Linked DNA regions of Homo sapiens: all the other regions are linked to region 1. The links are chromatin loops, found by intact Hi-C in ENCODE. Cell type or tissue: endothelial cell of umbilical vein. All regions are shown on one strand.

Region 1 (4,000 bases):
ATGTTCATACCACAGAGACATAAAATAGGAAGATGGAAGATGGGGAAAGGGAGAAAAGGAAGATTTCAAGATAATAAATTATCTGAGTTTGTAAGTGTGTTTTTATTTTGTCTTTAAGTATTGCAAAGTATCTGAACAAAAAGCTGAGGTTCAATTTTACATAATCAATATATACTCAGTAGTCCCAGTATATCAGTGTGAAAATGTGAAGTTATTGTATAAAAAGCATTCCGTTGTTTTTGGTGCTCTACCAACACTTAGCACGTAGGACAGTGCTCTAACACATGTGGTAGAAGAAAAGACATCATACTACAATGCTAGCCACCACATACATCAAAATCGAGTTTTCTTTTTTTTTTTTCTTTTGAGATGGAGTCTCGCTTGCCACCCGGCTGGAGTGCAGTGGCATGATCTTGGCTCACTGCAACCTCCAACTCCCTGGTTCAAGCGATTCTCCTGCCTCAGCCTCCTGAGTAGCTGGGATTACAGGCACACACCACCACAGCCAGCTAATTTTTGTATTTTTAGTAGAGATGGGGTTTCACCATGTTGGCCAGGATGGTCTCGATTTCCTGACCTTGTGATCCGCCTGCCTCGGCCTCCCAAAGTGCTGGGATTACAGGCGTGAGCCACTACGCCCGGCCAAAATTGAGTTTTCTTTTATCACTTTTAAAGTTCTATGAAAGTTGACATTGAAATTTAATGGAAAAGCTTCATATTCATAGACTCACAAGGCTATTGGTGGCCTTATGGGCTAGGTCCTCTCAGAGGTCATTTAGTTCATTTTCACATTGGCATCTAGAGTGGAAAAATAATCTAGCTCGCATGAAGGGTGCCCCCAAAGGAGACCCACAACTGCTGTTACCAATTCTTTTGACTGTCTGAAAAAACTCTCCTGACACAGGAGGCATTTTGAAACCATCTCCATTTGCCCATGTATTCATAATCTAATATAATATAATAAATAGCACATTCTTTTTTTATTCATATTTATTTATTTAGTTAATTAGTTTAGATTTAGAGACAGGGTCTATGCTATGTTGGCCAGGCTGGAGTGCAGTGGCTATTCATAGGCATGATCATGGTACACCACAGCTTCAAACTCCTGGCCTTAAGCAATCTTCCCGCCACTCTTTCCTGAGTAGCTGGGACTACAGGCACGTGCCATTGCACTCAGCTTGACAGTATGTTCTTATAACACAACTATTTGAAATCAAGTTCTAAAGATGAATCATGATAGAAAGTTGTTTGAAAAAATTGTTCCATTTTCTTTTAGAACCCAAGAAGACCTTCTACTGATGATCACATTCAAATTTTAAATGTCTAGTGACTAAGAGACTAATCACATGGGGCTGCTTAGATTTATCGAGGAGGACAGGAGTGCCAAAACTCTAAGTTGTTTTTTGTAGGGTGTAAGAACAAAGGCATCTCATGTGTCTCGAGAAATGAGTGAAAGTCATGACCCAGTTCTTCCTCCTACTTTAACAAAATGTGACTGAAGAGGAAGCCAGATGTGTTCTAGGACAGACCAGCTGACTAACTCTTACTGTCAACATACACTGTGCAATTCCAAGACACAAGGGCAACTGATAAAGAAGATTAGCTTGGTTTTCCAGAAATAAGTTCTGCTCTGTTCAATCTCCTTGCTCAATCTCCATTCTCTCATTCATGTGGAATAACAAGATCTGCAATAAACACCACCAGGCAAGTCTCTGAGGATTACTGAGTTATTTCAGAAATTTTCTAATCTTCTACTCTGAACTTTTATAAAATGATTATCAGAAAATGAATCAGCAGTTGGAAGAATAGGAAATAGATTCTACTGTAATCATTTCCTGCAAGTAATAATTTCTCACACATTATCATAATAAAGTCTCTGTTCTTCTTTAAGTAGAGTAAGTCATCGAGGAAGTAGATCACTTCTAAAAAATTAAACTTGTCTCTGGGTCTTTATAATATATTATAACATTACTGAATGATTGCTCTTGAAATTTCCAATATTTCATGTCCTTAACTTGAATTTTCCCTACAGGTTGAAAAGTCAGGTTCTGGAATTGGCTGTCTGGATTAAAATACTGGTTCCATCACTGAGAAGCTGTGTGACCTTGCGAAAATTACTTAATCTCTTTGTGTTTCAGTTTTCTGATCTGTAAAATGAAGTCAATAATGGTGAGAAAATGAGAAAAATGCATGCAAGCTTAGCATATTATTAGAGTGATAAATGCTAACAATTATAAATCATGTCAGGGCCTCTACATTATTTTAGCATTTACTTTCCTCTGACTATCTGTACATTACTGGATAAAAATATTTTATTGATCACCAGATATTAAACTCCTGTGAATTTCTGTGTGTTGATGGTGAAGTTGGTGGGAGGATGGTGATGAGACTTACTTGAAGACAGGAATGTATGTGAGTTGACCATGTCAGTAAGCTGAGATACTGTCAATTTCTGAAGGATTCCTCTGGCTGAGTCTACACAGTTAAGAAGTATTATATATTTCTTGATGTCTTTCCTAATGTCTAACTGAAATTCTCTAATTGTCTCATGTTTTATTCCTCATTTATGGAGATGCTGGACAGCATTAAAAAATATTGAAACGTGAATACTTGAAAACAATTACTGTATCATTTGTCAATTCTTTTAAAAAATATCAAAAACCCAGTTTATTTGGCCTTTTGTTCTAGACTTCAATTCTACTTCTTTGGACCCCTTCTCCCTGAGGCTGATAGGGCAGCTGGCCCCTGTGTGGGTGTTGATGAAACCCAGACCAGTACATAGTACTCAGTTGGGCATAGTACATTCTAGGCGCTAAGACAGGCAGGTAAGTGGATCAAGCCTTTACAAGCGGTGACTTCTCTCAGGGAGGAAACAGCCCTAATCTTCATTTACCAGGTTCAGAATGCTTTGGGTATGGTATAGTGATGAATTTGATATCGTTACCATATAATCACAATCTTGAAACATCACATTTTAACATTCAAGGAATATTTGACATTGCCATTTAAAAATATTATTCATTCATTCATTCATTCACTCACTCAACAAATATAGCATGCTAAAAACATAAAAGAAGTATGCTAGATTTTTTCGAATACACCTTTTGGCTCTAACTGGATTATGAATTTCTTTTAGAGCAGAGACACTGTACCTTATTCATATTTCTATCCCAAGGGTCAGCCTGTAGAAGACACTCACCTAATGCAACAAACATGCATTGCATAAATGAAAAATTGGATGCAAGGAATATGCTAGCTGTGCATGACCAATAAAGCATTTGTTGCTATGTCTCATCTTTAAACTTTGAATTTAAGCAGAACTTGAATGCAAATACTGTCTCCATGAAAAATATATTTGGCAACAATATTATGTTAGACCTTTCACTTAGATTAAATATATAATTTAAGTGCTTATATAAAAAAGAAGATGAAATCAACAACCTATATAAACTATCCAGGGAGTCAAGGGTTTTGGTGAAAAAAAAAAAAAACAGTTTAAAATAGGACTTTTCTTAAACTCAAATCCTCTTTCATGTAGCAAAAGGAAATGAGCAAAGAAATCCAAACCCACTGAAGTTTTCAGGGCCAAACATTTTGATTCAATATGCTCTGCTATAAAATATTTGGCCTTGTTTGAATTTTTATTGCTATATGTTCTCAGTCTATATTTAACTGTGAGGAACACAAATAAGAAAGAGTAAATGTGCAGAACGTTCATTTCAAGAGCATGGCAGTGAATTTGAGAAAACATGTATTAAAGGAACACTTTGTGTTTTTAACTTTCAGCCCCTTTTCTGAGGCCTCCCTTGGCCAGATATGATTAAATATTTATCAAACTAAGGACTCAGCTTACTTGGAGTGAAAACTCTTCAGGGCCTCTCAGAGATACCTAAGATAAGTACCTTATTTTAGTAGCTCTCAAATAAAGCTTCTTTTATGCTCTGTCTTTTTCATATATAAAATAAGGTCTAATTAGAAAGTTTTATAATGGAGGCAGTCA
Region 2 (4,000 bases), 130 kb after region 1:
AGTGTAATTTATATAGAGTGACATCTGAATAAAACATCTCCCCCACCCTATAGTAGTTAAAGAGTTGTACACAATGTTTAAACATATACTGTCATGTATTACTACAAAACAACTAACAAGAACATAAAAGAAGAAAGTTTCTAGATAACTAAAATTATCCTATATAGAGATTTAAACTTTAGATTCATATCCAGTACTTTTGGAGGAAATAAAGGGCTAGATTCTGGTAAATGGCATATATGAATGCACAGTTCTACAAATGCTGCCTGTGCATTAGGGAGCAATTGTATGTCCTTCAGGAGAAGCCATGCGAGGTCCCTGGCATATATGGCAGAAGTGTCAGCCAGCTGCTCCAGGTCAGGGCAACATACTTAACCTCATGTTTTTAGCAATGAAAAATGCTTGCACATTTCCTGCCCCATTCTATAAAGTTTCATTTGCCAGTCCTTACTCTTCAGGTCCTGTTTCCTGAACACCAAGGTCTTTGTGACATGTGCTTCTAGTCATGTCACTTTTACTTTAAAATTTAAACTCCAGTGATACGTCCCAAGCTACACAGCATGGGTTTTAGCTGTTGTCCTGTAAAGAACAATTAAAAAGGAAAGAAAAAGAAAAAATGAAGGAAGGAAGAGAAATAAAGAAAGAGAGAAAGGAAAGAGAAAAAGGAAAGAAAGAAATAAAGAAAGAAAAGAAAGAGAGAAAGAGAAAGAAAGACAGACAGACAGAAAGAAAGAAAGAGAAAGGAAGGACGGAAGGAGAAAGAGAAAGAAAGAAGAGAGAAAAGGAAAGAAAGAAGCTCAAGGCAAATACATACACCTGGGCATAGTTGAATCCATAGAAAGAGCAAGGGAAGTGAAGCCCTGAACAATGTAAACTAAATAATAACAATTTTACAAATTAAACAAAAGTTGTTTTTTTTTTTACTCTGAATTCCTAATAGCCTAAAGCTTGTTATGATAATGATAGAAAACACAGGTATTTCTTGAAATTTATCCACACATGAGAAACAAGTCTGCTTTGGGCTTTAGATAGATTATTCTTGGATTAGAAGGAATTTTATTTTCCAAACATAGGGCATTTCCTTAGGCTGGTGTCTTCAGTGCTTCCTCATTGGGAGCCGCCTTCCTGACTCAGGGAATGCTGTGCTTTGCTGAGAGCCAAGTAGCCACTAAGAATATAGATTCTGGCTGCAGAGAACAAGCTGACATGGACTTTGTTCAGGCTGTAAACCATGGACAGCTGAAAAAGCTACCAAACTGGCCTTCTTGCCTCAAGTCTCTGTCCCTTCTGTTCAGGCTCCTCACTGCCACCAGAGTCATAGCCCTTAAACTCCGATCTAATTACCTCAGGTCTCTCTTAGAGACTTTCAAAAATTTCTCATGGCCCATGGCCAAAATTCCAATGCTGTGGTATTCCAGATTCCAGTGTCTTTTTTGATGGGCCTATCTGCAGACTCTTCCCCCATGACCCAGCTACATGGCACTGATCACTCACAGTGGCTTGAACACAGAGAGAAATCTCATACTTTCAAATTCGATCTCAAATCTCTACTTCTTGGAAGTCTTCTTTCCAGCCCACCATAACAAATGCAGGACCTGACACTAGGGTACAAGCAGAGGCCCTTACACCACAAATATTCAGCTGCTATATAAAATGTTCTATCCTCCTCCCTGACAAATGTGCCTTTATAACAATCTGTGATGCTTGATTTGAATTTAGAATGTTTGGACTCTGTAGAGAAAACAGGGAGAGATGTCTCTCAGCCCCCATTCCTTGCCCCATCCCTTCTCTTCTATTTCTACCCCTGGCTTTGCCCTGCATGTGAACACCCCAGTCCACATATGCAAGCTCTTCTAGGCCACCTCTCAAGAATATGGGGTCAACTGTCGGCATGGCTTGTTCTCAGGAGAATAGACCCAAGGACGAAGTCTTCACAAGCTCTGGAAGCAGGTTTGAGATACCTGGGAAAGGAATTCCAAGATCTCAGTTACCTGAACTGAGTTTAGTGGGCAAAGGAGTGGATGGGAACTAAGGGTGCAAGTAAAGGAGGGCCCAAACAGAATGCTCTAAACCAAGTAGCCCAGGGTAGGGCAGCAACCCTGAATTCCCTGGTTTTTCCTGAATAGAGTTAGTCACTTCCTCTTCTGTGCTCCCATAGCAGTCTATTCACGAGTTTGGCATTTTGTCATTGAAGATTGATGGATATATCTTCCAGACCATGTGCACCTTGAGGATAGGGCCATCTGAAAACAGTGCCGTAACTTAATTTACAGCAAACAACATTTCAATTCCTCTGTAAAGAATAAAAGTTTTCAAGCAATTAAAGTCTCAGGATACAAAATCAATATGCAAAAATCACTAGCATTCCTATATAACAACAGCAGGGAAGCAAAGAGCCAAATCATGAATAAATTCCCATTCGCAATTGCTGCAAAGAGAATAAAATATCTTGGAATACAGCTAACAAGGGAAGTGAAGGACCTCTTTAAGCAGAACTACAAACCACTGCTCAAGAAAATCGGAGAGGACACAAACAAATGGAAAAAACATTCCATGCTCATAGATAGAAAGAATCAGTATTGTGAAAATGGCCATACTGCCCAAAACAATTTACAGATTCAATGCTACTCTCATTAAACTACCATTGACCTTCACAGAATTAGAAAAGACTATTTTAAAAGTCATTTGGAACCAAAGAAGAGCCCAAATAGCCAAGACGATCCTAAGCAAAAAGAATAAAACTGGAGGCGTTATACTACCCAACTTCATACTAAACTACGAGGCTACAGTAACCAAAACGGCAGAGTACTGGTACAAAAACAGACACATAGACGAATGGAACAGAATAGAGATCTCAGAAATAAGACCACACATCCACAACTATCTGATCTTCAACAAACCTGACAAAAACAAGCGAGGGGGAAAGGATTTTCTATTCAATAAATAGTGCTGGGAGAAGTGGCTAGCCATATGCAGAAGACTGAAATAGGATCCCTTCCTTACGCCTCATAAAAAAATTAACTCAAGATGGATTGAAGACTTAAATGTAAAACCCCAAAAGATCAAAACCCTAAAAGAAAATCGAGGCAATACTATTCAGGACATAGGCACAGGCAAAGATTCATGATGAAAACATCAAAACCAATTGCAACAAAAGCAAAAGACAAATGGGATCTAATTAAAGAGCTTCTGCACAGCAAAAGAAACTATCATCAGAGTGAACATATAATCTACAGAATGGGAGAAGATTTTTGCAATCTATCCATCTGACAAAGGTCTAATATCCAGAATCTACAAGGAACTTAAACATTTACAAGAAAACAAACAAACATCCCCATTAAGAAGTGGGCAAAGAACGTGAATAGCCACTACTCAAAAGAAGACATTCATGTGGCCAGCAGACATATGAAAAAAAACTCAACATCCCTGATCATTAGAGAAATTCAAATCAAAACCACAGTGAGATGCTGTCTCACGCCAGTCAGAATAGTGATTACTAAAAAGTCAAGAAGAAATAGATGCTGGCGAGGTTGTGGAGAAAAAGGAACATTTTTACACTATTGGTGGGAATGTAAATTAGTTCAACCATTTTGGAAGATAGTGTGGTGATTCTTCAAAGACCCAGAACCAGAAATACCATTTGACCCAACAATCTCATTAGTGGGTATATACCCAAAGGAATATAAATCATTCTATTATAAAGATACTTGCATGCATATGTTCATTGCAGCACCATTTGCAATACCAAAGACATGGAATCAACCCAAATACCCATCAATGATAGACTGGATAAAGAAAATATGGCACATATATACCATGGACTACTATGCAGTCATAAAAAGGAACAAGATCATGTCCTTTGCAAGGACATGGATGGAGCTGGAAGCCATTATCCTCAGCAAACTAATGCAGAAACAGAAAACCAAACACCACATGTTCTCATTTATAAGTGGGAGGTGAACGATGAGAATACAAGCATACGATATGGGAGGGGTGGAAC
Region 3 (4,000 bases), 53 kb after region 1:
ATAGTGTATATCAACTCCACGTAGTGTGTATCAAACTCATTGACGCTCCTGTTAGAAGTGGCCTTTAGCAACTACTAACTAAGCCTGACTTTCCTAAGATGCCAACCGTCTATTCCCTGTTGACTTCATGATCATGTGGCTGACATGAGAAAGTTAGGGGGCATTTTATTTCAGTCACTGCTGCTAAATGAGGTGTTACTGAATAGAAAGCAACTAATTTTGTGCAGCCAATTCTCGGGATATACCATGAATTTGAAAGCCAATTTTAGAAAATAATTCTAGTCTTAAGGAAATTCAGTTCTTCAGGCTACAGGTAAGACTGGAAGCCTCTGAGGAAGGCATTTTCATGTGGCTAATTGTACTCTTAGAGTACAAGTTCTGAAAAATGTTACAGATTACTTGTCATTAATGCAGCTGCTGTAACAACATGAACAGCCATTAAGCTTGAGGAAGGTTGATTTCATTTGTTATCCTGCACTGGGGAAATGTCTACCAGCATCACCATCATTAACAAATACTCTGAGGACTTACCAAGGATGAGACATTGGGCTGAGTGTTAAAACTATAAAAAGATTCAGAGTTTTACAGCTTAAAAAAGAGATGTCAGAAGTATATGAATATTTAAAAAGAGCAATCCATGATCAAGTGCCAAATGAGAAGTACTGGGAATCACGGGGGTGTAGAAAGTAAGAAATAGGCTAGCCCTGATGAATGCTAGGCCTAGATAAATAAAATAGCGGGCACCTAGAGGAGCAAGAGTTTGGGTAAAGGCATGGAGGTGGGGATGAGAATGGCATGTCCGAGAAGGCAGTGTGGGATAAAGAAGCAGTGGCAAGATCATAGAGCCAGGGCCAAGTCCTGATTCTGCCTTCTACTGGCCATATTACCTTGGACAGGTTATTCGCCTTTCTATTTTCTCATTCATAAAATGAGGACAGTGCTAACTACACTACAGACTTGTCACCAGGATTAAATAAAATAATTTGTTCACCTTTTTAAAATTATCTATCACCTTCATCAATATTATAATGCTCAGAGTCAATGAAATTATCTCCAAAAAGCTGCTGTCAAAAAGCCCAAAGTGTGTTGGCACTGGGAAATTGGGAGGTGTTTTTTTCTTTGACATTCTCAAATACAGTAGACCACTGGGCAACATAGTAGGACCACATCTCTATGAAAAAAAAAAAAATGCTGGGTGTAGTGGCCTGTGCTTGTAGTTCCAGCTACTTTGGGGGCTGCGGTGGGAGGATGGCTTGAGCCTGAGGGTTGGGGCTTCAGTGAGCCGTGTTTGCATCACTGCACTCCAGCCTGGGCAACAAGGAGGCCCTATCTCAAAAACAAAGAACAAAAAACAACTCCCCACAAGAAGGAAAGGAATGTGCATGGGATAAGGAAATGCAAATACAGAAAACTGAGACAGGAAAGGAGAACAACAAAGAGAGGGAGAAGACAGGAAGATTTATTATGAAGAAAGGTAGTCAAATCAAAGGAAAGACAATCATGGAATAGTGGTAGTAAAAACCCAAGAAGACCAAATGTTTTCCCCTTTGAATACAGCATATAGGATCTGAATATAAATAGTGTCTAGTGTGGGACAGAAGAAGGAATAGAGTACAAAAAGTGTCCATCTCTACAAAAAAGAAATCAGTCAACTATGCGTACTTTTTTTTTCTCATCAATTCTCCAAATATTCTGCTGGGAAAAAGATGGGAGTTATTGGCTCCGAGTTAGTGAAGCCTCTTATATGTGACTCCAGTGACCCTTGAAGTTTGCATCTGTTACAATCAAGCACACCATTTCCTAACACACTGCCTTTGTTTGCTGGACTCATGCAGGGCGGTGGAGTGAGTCACTACATAGCCCACTAGGCACCATGGCTACCAGCCTCCCTCTGCCTGCTGTTTCCTTCCTGGACCGAGACCCTGACATGCAAATCAGCATCGTAGAATCCTCCTTCTGGCATTTCTTGTCTTCTCATTTTCTACTCCTTCCTTACATGATAGCTCCTCATCAATGAGTACTAAGAGTGACTGAAAATACTGCGAATATTTCCTTTGGGTCTTAGAAAGCAGGCTAGAGGGAAAGGGTTTCAGAATAGCTTAATAGCAGTAAAAGCAGTGAATGTTAAACTGCTAGTTATTGTTGGCACTATTCTTGTCTAAGTCGTCTGAATACCAATATATTTACAGTTAGAGTTAGGGCCCCTTTCCCCCAAAACCAATTACTTTGAGTTTTACAGATGAGCTAAGGGTGCCAACTCAGACAGTGACTGCATCAGATTATAACCTAGCATTACTGAGGAACCATTTGCTGCCCCTCCAATGATGCTTAGAAGACCTCAGCAGAACTGGATAAAATGCTTCCTATATGGCACCTCTCTTGGACCACAATGGTATTACCTGGGCACTGCTTACCGCTAGTTCAGTGAACACTCTTGCATCTGCTTCACTCTGCCCAACATTGTGTTGATTCATCTCTGTCTGCTGTCTTCTTCTCCATTCCCCTAAGCGTATACCTTTTATTTCCTTTATTATCATTTAAGTGGGGTTTTATTGCTAGTAGAGATAAACATGTTCAATCAGCTATGTTTACCAGAAGTCTCGCATGGAGGATCAGAAACCCCTACACTCCATCTAACACAAAACTCCAGGTGAATGTGGAAAAATATAATCTAGAGCAAGGGTTGATAAACTACTGTCCATGGGCAAAGTCTGACTCACTGCTTGCTTGTTTAAACAAAGTTTTATTGGAACACAGTCATAGCCATCCATTTATGAATTATCTATAGTTGTTTTCCTACTACAATGGCAGAATTGAGCAGCTTCAACAGAGACCACACAAACTGTCCAAAAATATTTACTACTTGGACTTTTATATGGGAAGTTTGCCAGCCTCTGCTCTAGAACGTAATTTGATTAACAGTGAATAATATTGTAAGACATAATATAAACATTTTTCTGTATTTTAAACTTGTTTGAAAAATGCTAAAATTTTTGGAATTATTACGCTTAGTTTTAGTGTCAAAGGAAATGCCATAGGCATTTTATATATTTATATATGTATATAAATTTATGTATTTATATATAAAGAAATATATTTTACCAAGAAATGGCAAAAGAATATCCTTTTAAATAAAGGTATTAATCTAGATATCAAATATAGCAGTGCGATAAATGTTACTTATAAAGAGAAATCTGGCATTTCTTTACATATTAAATTAAGAAAATGTTAGTTAACATGACTGTTGTTTCCAGTGTTTCAACAAAAATATTTAATTTAAAAGGTTATCCTGATAAAATTTTGTAGCAAAGGCAGCTATAATTGAACATAGCTAGCTTAGATCTTTAAACTGTACTTCTAAACTATTGCACATTTTTCAAACCTAAATTTTCACCATCATGATTAAAAAGTGAAGCATCTTTGAAAAAATAATCTTGCTCCATAAGGTCAAAATATTTTCCAACACAGAAAAAAATTCTGGAAGGAAATACATATCATTTCTAAAAGTGGTAAAATGATAAGATTAAGGATGACTTTCTTTAGTTTTTTTCCTATTTTCCAATATTTTACAGGGAACATTATACTTTTATAATCGGGGAAAAATACCTTCACTAGAATTTTTTTCCACCAGGAAATGGATTAGAATTGAGCTGTGCTGTTATAATAGATTCAATTAGCCTTTCAACTGTCACCAAGTTATTATTGCAGTGGGCTAGCCTTCTGAGGGATAAAATGATCAACTAAGTTTATTTTATACATAAAAAGATTTTAGGTGATAGCCTCAGAGATGTAAAATACTCAGAAAATAAGAATTGTGTCTGAAGATCATTGGATATAGAAAAATTGGCAGTTAATTTTTTTTTCTTCAGTTACCACTCTGGTTTGAAGAATAATATGAAATAGCACCTCCCCAGAATAGTTATTATGTTCTGGGGAGGTCTTTACCAGGTCCATTCCTCAACCAGGGCTTTCCTAGATATGGGTGGGCTGGAGGTGGAAG

The links. A loop is a pair of places that touch in the nucleus more often than their neighbours do. Peaks named below come from ENCODE experiments on the same cell type or tissue, not always from the same donor. Only the 100,000 strongest peaks of a DNase experiment are listed, where the experiment ranks them.
Region 2: a loop joins it to region 1, with 7 times the contacts of the local background. A loop is called at or near these places in 1 of 110 quality-filtered maps.
Region 3: it touches region 1 in a loop (7-fold over the local background); 1 of 110 quality-filtered maps calls a loop at or near these places.

Annotation. Positions count from the first base shown.
Region 1 is chr3:157,281,192-157,285,191 of GRCh38, forward strand. All of the region lies in intron 12 of VEPH1 (ventricular zone expressed PH domain containing 1), which reads right to left. It overlaps LOC101928236 (a long non-coding RNA gene), which reads left to right. Exons shown (of 10, transcript XR_007096141.1): 4 at 2,033-2,169; 5 at 3,787-4,000. Among named protein-coding and RNA genes, the nearest start is that of CCNL1, 120 kb to the left of the region's middle. In endothelial cell of umbilical vein, no CTCF peak of the experiment used is centred here; a DNase peak (open chromatin) is centred at 1,520; H3K27ac peaks cover 3,739 bases.
Region 2 is chr3:157,416,158-157,420,157 of GRCh38, forward strand. The region is part of intron 5 of VEPH1 (ventricular zone expressed PH domain containing 1); the gene reads right to left. Among named protein-coding and RNA genes, the nearest start is that of PTX3, 19 kb to the right of the region's middle. In endothelial cell of umbilical vein, no CTCF peak of the experiment used is centred here; DNase peaks (open chromatin) are centred at 374, 1,274 and 2,164; H3K27ac peaks cover 2,262 bases.
Region 3 is chr3:157,334,062-157,338,061 of GRCh38, forward strand. The region is part of intron 9 of VEPH1 (ventricular zone expressed PH domain containing 1); the gene reads right to left. All of the region lies in intron 7 of LOC101928236 (a long non-coding RNA gene), which reads left to right. Among named protein-coding and RNA genes, the nearest start is that of PTX3, 100 kb to the right of the region's middle. In endothelial cell of umbilical vein, no CTCF peak of the experiment used is centred here; DNase peaks (open chromatin) are centred at 1,860 and 2,650; H3K27ac peaks cover 2,354 bases.